Linked DNA regions of Homo sapiens: region 1 is linked to region 2. The links are chromatin contacts, found by Hi-C or POLR2A ChIA-PET in ENCODE. All regions are on one chromosome and are shown on one strand. Each heading gives the region's core, a stretch centred on a gene start or an enhancer-like site at or near the end of the contact. The rest is flanking DNA. Distances are from core to core; before and after follow the strand shown. Region 1 has its middle 8.2 kb from the start of RNU1-2. Region 2 has its middle 6.7 kb from the start of RNU5E-1.

Region 1 (2,700 bases), core at 15-2,514, 5.0 Mb before region 2:
GGAAAAGAGAAGGTAATAAAAGCATTTGCTGTTTCTTGCTCTTATCCTTCCTAGGGATAACAGACTGTTAAGAGAGTCTCCAGAACTCATTTCTCAGCGATGTGGTTTTTCAGAAACTATCTGTTCCTGACCTTGCAGCCAAGCAAGTACAGGAAAATACTTTTTCTTTTTAATTTCTACCTTATTACTACAAGTTACAAAACAGAGGTTTCCACGTTTGGAAAAATAAGAGACAACAACATAGCCATAGAATGCATAGCCCTCAGCCTTACAGTAAACCACTTTGATAACCATAACATGTGCTCTACATACCACACATGTGAACTTCCGCCCCGCCACAGCTCCATACGCCTCACCCTTTACACGCACGGTCACTTGCCCCGAGCACCACCCCAGCCAATCCCCAATCACCCTGAGCCCTCCTAGCCCTAACGCACAGCTAGGACGCTCACGTCCAGCCAGCGGTCCCGGACTTGCTCCTACAGCACGGGAAATCCTTCATGGCGAAGCAGCAGCCCCTGCGCTGCCTCATCTACATAGAAACGCCCTATCGGTGATGTCACCAACAGTGCCTTTCCCAGTCCCCTTCTGTTCTTCCGCCCCACCCTCCTCCACTCAGCCCACCAACCCGGTGCCGCAGCCGGCGGGGGAAGTGACGTCCGCCTGTCCCTCCTTTCTGTCTCGCCCTTGTCTTTTGGGGAGGTGCGCCGAGACCCTGCATCTAGTCTCCCCCGAAGAAGTGATTACTTAACCTGTGTCCTGCGGAGGACCCTTCTGGCGGGCAGCTGGAAGCCTGTGCACCCGTCTTCAAATAATGGCTTTTAATAGCAGACTGGAACGTTTCGGATTACAAAGCAAACCGGACCCTTTCAAACCTGGTTATCTTTGTGAAGTAGCATTCCACTTAAAATTGGGAGCCCTTTAATAACAGAGAGAAATCATGTCTATGAAACTAGAGAAGCTGCTCAGATAACTGCAAACCAGCCATCCTTACTGGTTTTACGAGTAGTAGTGTTATAAAGAAAGTTGTCCAGTTTTATGAGTCTTGTAGGTTTGTTTTTTTGTTTTTCAAATACAGTAGTGTACAAAAAGGAAGCAGAATGTGGTTGCTGTCTCAATGTAATGCCTCGCTGGGCCTGAGAATTTGAAAATAAAAAAGTTCTCTTCTTTCCCCATTCTCCCTTTAGATGAAAAGTCTTTCTTGGCCGGGCGCGGTGGCTGACGCTTGTAAGCCCAGCACTTTGGGAGGCTGAGGCGGGCCGATCACGAGGTCAGGAGATCGAGACCACGGTGAAACCCCGTCTCTACTAAAAATAAAAAAAAAAAATTAGCCTGGCGTGGTGGCGGGCGCCTGTAGTCTCAGCTACTCGCAGAGGCTGAGGCAGGAGAATGGCGTGAACCCGGGAGGCGGAGCTTGCAGTGAGCTGAGATCGCCCACTGCACTCCAGCCTGGGCGACAGAGCGAGACTCCGTTTAAAAAAAAAAAAAGTATTTCTTGAAAGCATTGTCGATCAAAAGCTGTGTCCCTCCTTGCCAGAATGGCTCATTCCCAGATAGTCCTGTCCCACACGGGGGTCAGGGGAGGGAAGGAGACCTCTCTTTTTAACAGCGTCCAAAAGCTGAACTGGTGTGGCATCACAACATGGAAAAAAAAAAAAAAAAAGAGAGAGAGAGAGAGAGAGAGATATCTCGGCCAATTCTATAGTTGCTGTCACTTGTTGAATCATCTCTAGTTTTCAGAGTACCATGAATTTAGTTTCTCAAAAGAAGTAAAACAATGAGAAATACATAACATTAATAATTTGAGTAGTAGAAATATAATGCATACAAGAATGATCATCACAAAGAGAATCTGTATCCTGGAACAGTAAGGGAACCAGGGAACTGGGATTTGATGTTTCAGCCAACTGAAAACATCAGGGAAAACATCAAACCCCATTTCTTCTTTAGTGATTTCTTGCAGCCAAGTGGCTTCTTTTCTGATTTTTTCTAGAGAAGGTTCTACTACATGGGAAATGTATATGTATATGCAACAAAAGGTATTTGCCACCACACATCTCCCTGCTCAGCTAAATGTATCACCTAAAGTGATGTGATTATCTAGTACAACCTTAGCCAGTGACTAAATACCTTTTTATAGAGCTGCAAAAGAGGCCGCAGTTTCATCAGCAATGTTTTTCTTTCTTTTTCTTTTTCTTTCAGAGACAGTGTCTGGCTCTGTGGCTCAGGCTGGAGTGCAGTGGCGCCATCATAGCTCACTGCAGCCTCAAACTCTTTGGCTTAAGTGATTCTCCTGTCTCAGCCCCTGAGTCACTGGGATTACAGGCCAGAGCCACCATGCCTGGTTTTCATCAGCAATGTTTCCTGAGGTTACAAAAAGATTTGTAATCCTGGGAGGAAACACTCCCTTGAAGCAAGTGTTCTCCCCAAAAAAATGCAAGGAGCTATCTTCTTGATAGCCAGGCAGATAATTCTCAGGTTTTGCCCCACAGAATCTCTATCTAAAATAGAGCAGTGGTCATGCCTAGTGAAAAGTTTGAGGGAACTCGCCCAATGTTGGGTTTCTTCAGAGCCATATATATAGATATAACCAAATATCCTAAAAGACACTGCCCTTCATCATTCCATGCCGTTAGACATTTACAGGACCATGGATGGTGATCTCCTCCAGACAAAAATAAATGCTGGTGCAGAACAGGT
Region 2 (2,769 bases), core at 10-2,509:
CAAGATCTTGGCTTACTGCAACCTTCAACCCGCTGGGTTCAAGCAATTCTCCTGCCTCAGCCTCCTGAGTAGCTGGGATTACAGATGTGTGCCATCATGCCTGGGGAATTTTTGTATTTTTAGTAGAGACAGGGTTTCACCATGTTGGCCAGGCTGGTCTCAAACTCCTGACCGCAAGTGATCTGCCCGCCTCAGCCTCCCAAAGTGCTCGGTTTACAGGCATGAGCCACCATGCCTGGCCTGAAACTTCTACTTTTAAAAGTAGAGCTTCAAATCCAGCTCCATAGAGCATGGAATTGCGGAATCAGGGTACTTGAATAAAGTCTGAATCTCAGCCAAAGCCAGGGAGATTTGAAACCCAAGAGAAAATGCCAGGAAGCCCCGCTAGCTCTGATGAGGTCAGACGAGTGAAAGCTGTTCCTGCGGGTACCAAAGCTCAGAATGTTGGCAAAGCAGCATGGATTGTGGGAGGCTTGCCTTGGGTCCCATCTGTGGGTCACCAAAATGTCAACCTAAAATCATCAAAAGGGTTAGAATCTAATTTAAAGAGTGTTTATTCAAGCACAAAGTGTGAGGATGGACAATTCGGAAACACCAACTCCAAAGGAATGGTCAGCGTTCTAAAGTAGACAGAGACAGGGGAGTTTTTAGCAGGATTATAGCATTTTTCTTTTTCTTTTCTTTTCTTTTTTCTTTCTTTCTTTCTTTTTTTTTTTTTTTTTGAGACGGAGTCTCGCTCTGTCACCCAGGCTGGAGTACAGTGGTGTGATCTCGGCTCACTGCAACCTCCACCTCTCGGGTTCAAGTGATTCTCCTGCCTCAGCCTCCCAAGTAGCTGGGATTACAGGCACCCGCCACCACGCCCGGCTAATTTTTGAATTTTTAGTAGAGACGGGGTTTCACCATGTTGGTCAGGCTGGTCTCAAACTCCTGACCTCGTGATCCACCCACCTCGGCCTCCCAAAGTGCTGAGATTACAGGTGTGAAGCACTGCACCTGGCCATTCTTTTTTTTTTTTTTTTTTTGGCAGAGTCTCACTCTGTCACCCAGGTTGGAGTGCAGTGGTGTGATCTCGGCTCACTGCAACCTGCATCTCCTGAGTTCAAGAGATTCTCCTGCCTCAGCCTCTTGAGTAGCCACCACGCCCGGCTCATTTTTGTGTTTTTAGTAGAGATGGGGTTTCACCATGTTGGCCAGGCTGGTGTCGAATTCCTGACCTCAGGTGATCCTCCCGCCTCGGCCTTCCAGCACAGCTATAGGCGTGAGTCACTGTGCCCAGCCTCTTTTTTTTTTTTGAGATGGAGTTCGCTCTGTCACCCAGGCTGGAGTGCAGTGGTGTGATCATAGCTCACTGGAGCCTCAACTTCGCTGGCTCAGGTGATTCTCCCACCACAGCCTCCTGAGTAGCTGGGACTAGAGGCACTCATGCCACCATACTGGCTAATTTTTTGTATTTTTTGCAGAGACGGGGTTTTTCCATGTTGCCCAGGCTGGTCTTGAACCCCTGGGCTCAAGCCATCCGCTAGCCTCGGCCTCCTGAAGTGCTGGGATTACAGGTGTGAGCCACCATGCCGAGCCTTTAAAAAGTTACCGTAAATATATTTGACATTTTGAAATTCTGTGTGTCAAAAATAATCAAGCAAAAAGGTGAGCCTCCCACCAGAATCATACTTGCAATACACCAAAGGGTTAACAATTGTACTATATCAAAAAGCCTTACAAATTAATGAGATAAAGCTGGGTGCGGTGGCTCACGCTTGTAATCCCAGACCTTTGGGAGTCTGAAGAGGGCAGATGGCTTCAGCCCAGGAGTTCAAGACCAACCTGGGCAATGTGGTGAAACCCTGTATCTAAGAAAAAAAAAAAAAGAAAAATTAATGGGATCAATACTAAACTGCAATAGAAAATCATTGATAGTAGAGAGAAAAATTTTCCAGAAGAAATGTACATGTCTAATAAATATGTGAAAACCTGTTTGGTCTTACTAGTAATCAGAGGACTCCAAATACAAGCAACTCTGTATGTCACGTCCCATCTATTACATTAGCAAATACTTTTAAAATATAAAATTCAGAGGCAGCCATGTTACAGTGAAACAGGAACGCAGATGCCACAGGTAGAAATAGGAACTGGCCCAATCTTACTAAAATGTCACTTGATGATATGTATCAAGAGCCCTAAAAAAAGTGTTTTTTGAGACACAGTTTCTCTCTGTTGCCCAGGTGGGAGTGCAGTGGTGCGATCTTGGCTCACTGCAGCTTCTGCCTCCAAGGTTCAAGCAGTTCTCGTGCCTCCGTCTCCTGAGTAGCTGAGACTGCAGGTGTGTGCCACCATGCCTGGCTAATTTTTGTATTTTTAGTAGAGACAGGGTTTCACCATGTTGCTCAGACTGGTCTTGAACTCCTGGCCCCAAGTGATCCACCCACCTCAGCCTCCCAAAGTACTAGGATTACAGGTGTGAGCCACCGCGCCCAGCCTAACAAAAGTATTTTAACAGTTAATATATGTCAAGCCAATAATTTCACATGTGGGAATACATCCTAAGGAAACAGAAATGTACAAAAATGTGTGCAAAGAAACACACTTTTTTTTTTTTTTGAGACAGAGTCTCATTCTGTCGCTCAGGATGGAGTACAGTAGTACAATCTCAGCTCAACCTCCACCTCCTGGGTTCAAGTGATTCTCCTGCCTCAGCCTCCTGAGTAGCTGGGATTACAGGCATTCGCCACCACGCCCGGTGAAATTTTTTTTTTTTTGAGACAGAGTCTT

What was found. Hi-C counts contacts between places; a loop is a spot of excess contacts on that map. ChIA-PET counts read pairs that join two places held with the same protein, here RNA polymerase II (POLR2A). Pooled maps may share reads with other maps.
Region 1: a map of CD14-positive monocyte shows a loop between it and region 2 (16-fold over the local background). The contact joins two enhancer-like sites. A Hi-C loop is called at or near these places in 3 of 168 maps with a recorded cell type or tissue (CD14-positive monocyte, CD4-positive, alpha-beta memory T cell and mammary epithelial cell), 19 of 37 single-sample maps with no recorded cell type and 18 of 50 pooled maps. POLR2A ChIA-PET finds 5 or more read pairs at or near these places in 17 of 52 experiments (AG04450, B cell, CD4-positive, alpha-beta T cell and 12 more).

The regions. Positions count from the first base shown.
Region 1 is chr1:16,902,814-16,905,513 of GRCh38, reverse strand. No RefSeq gene overlaps it. Among named protein-coding and RNA genes, the nearest start is that of RNU1-2, 8.2 kb to the right of the region's middle. RefSeq lists a silencer at 1-200 and enhancers at 1-580, 737-786, 887-936, 581-1,220, 1,407-1,686. Within about 2 kb of position 1,264, at least 41 of the 41 ENCODE cell types and tissues checked have a DNase peak (open chromatin) inside an H3K27ac peak, as active enhancers do.
Region 2 is chr1:11,900,106-11,902,874 of GRCh38, reverse strand. No RefSeq gene overlaps it. Among named protein-coding and RNA genes, the nearest start is that of RNU5E-1, 6.7 kb to the left of the region's middle. Within about 2 kb of position 1,259, at least 3 of the 41 ENCODE cell types and tissues checked have a DNase peak (open chromatin) inside an H3K27ac peak, as active enhancers do.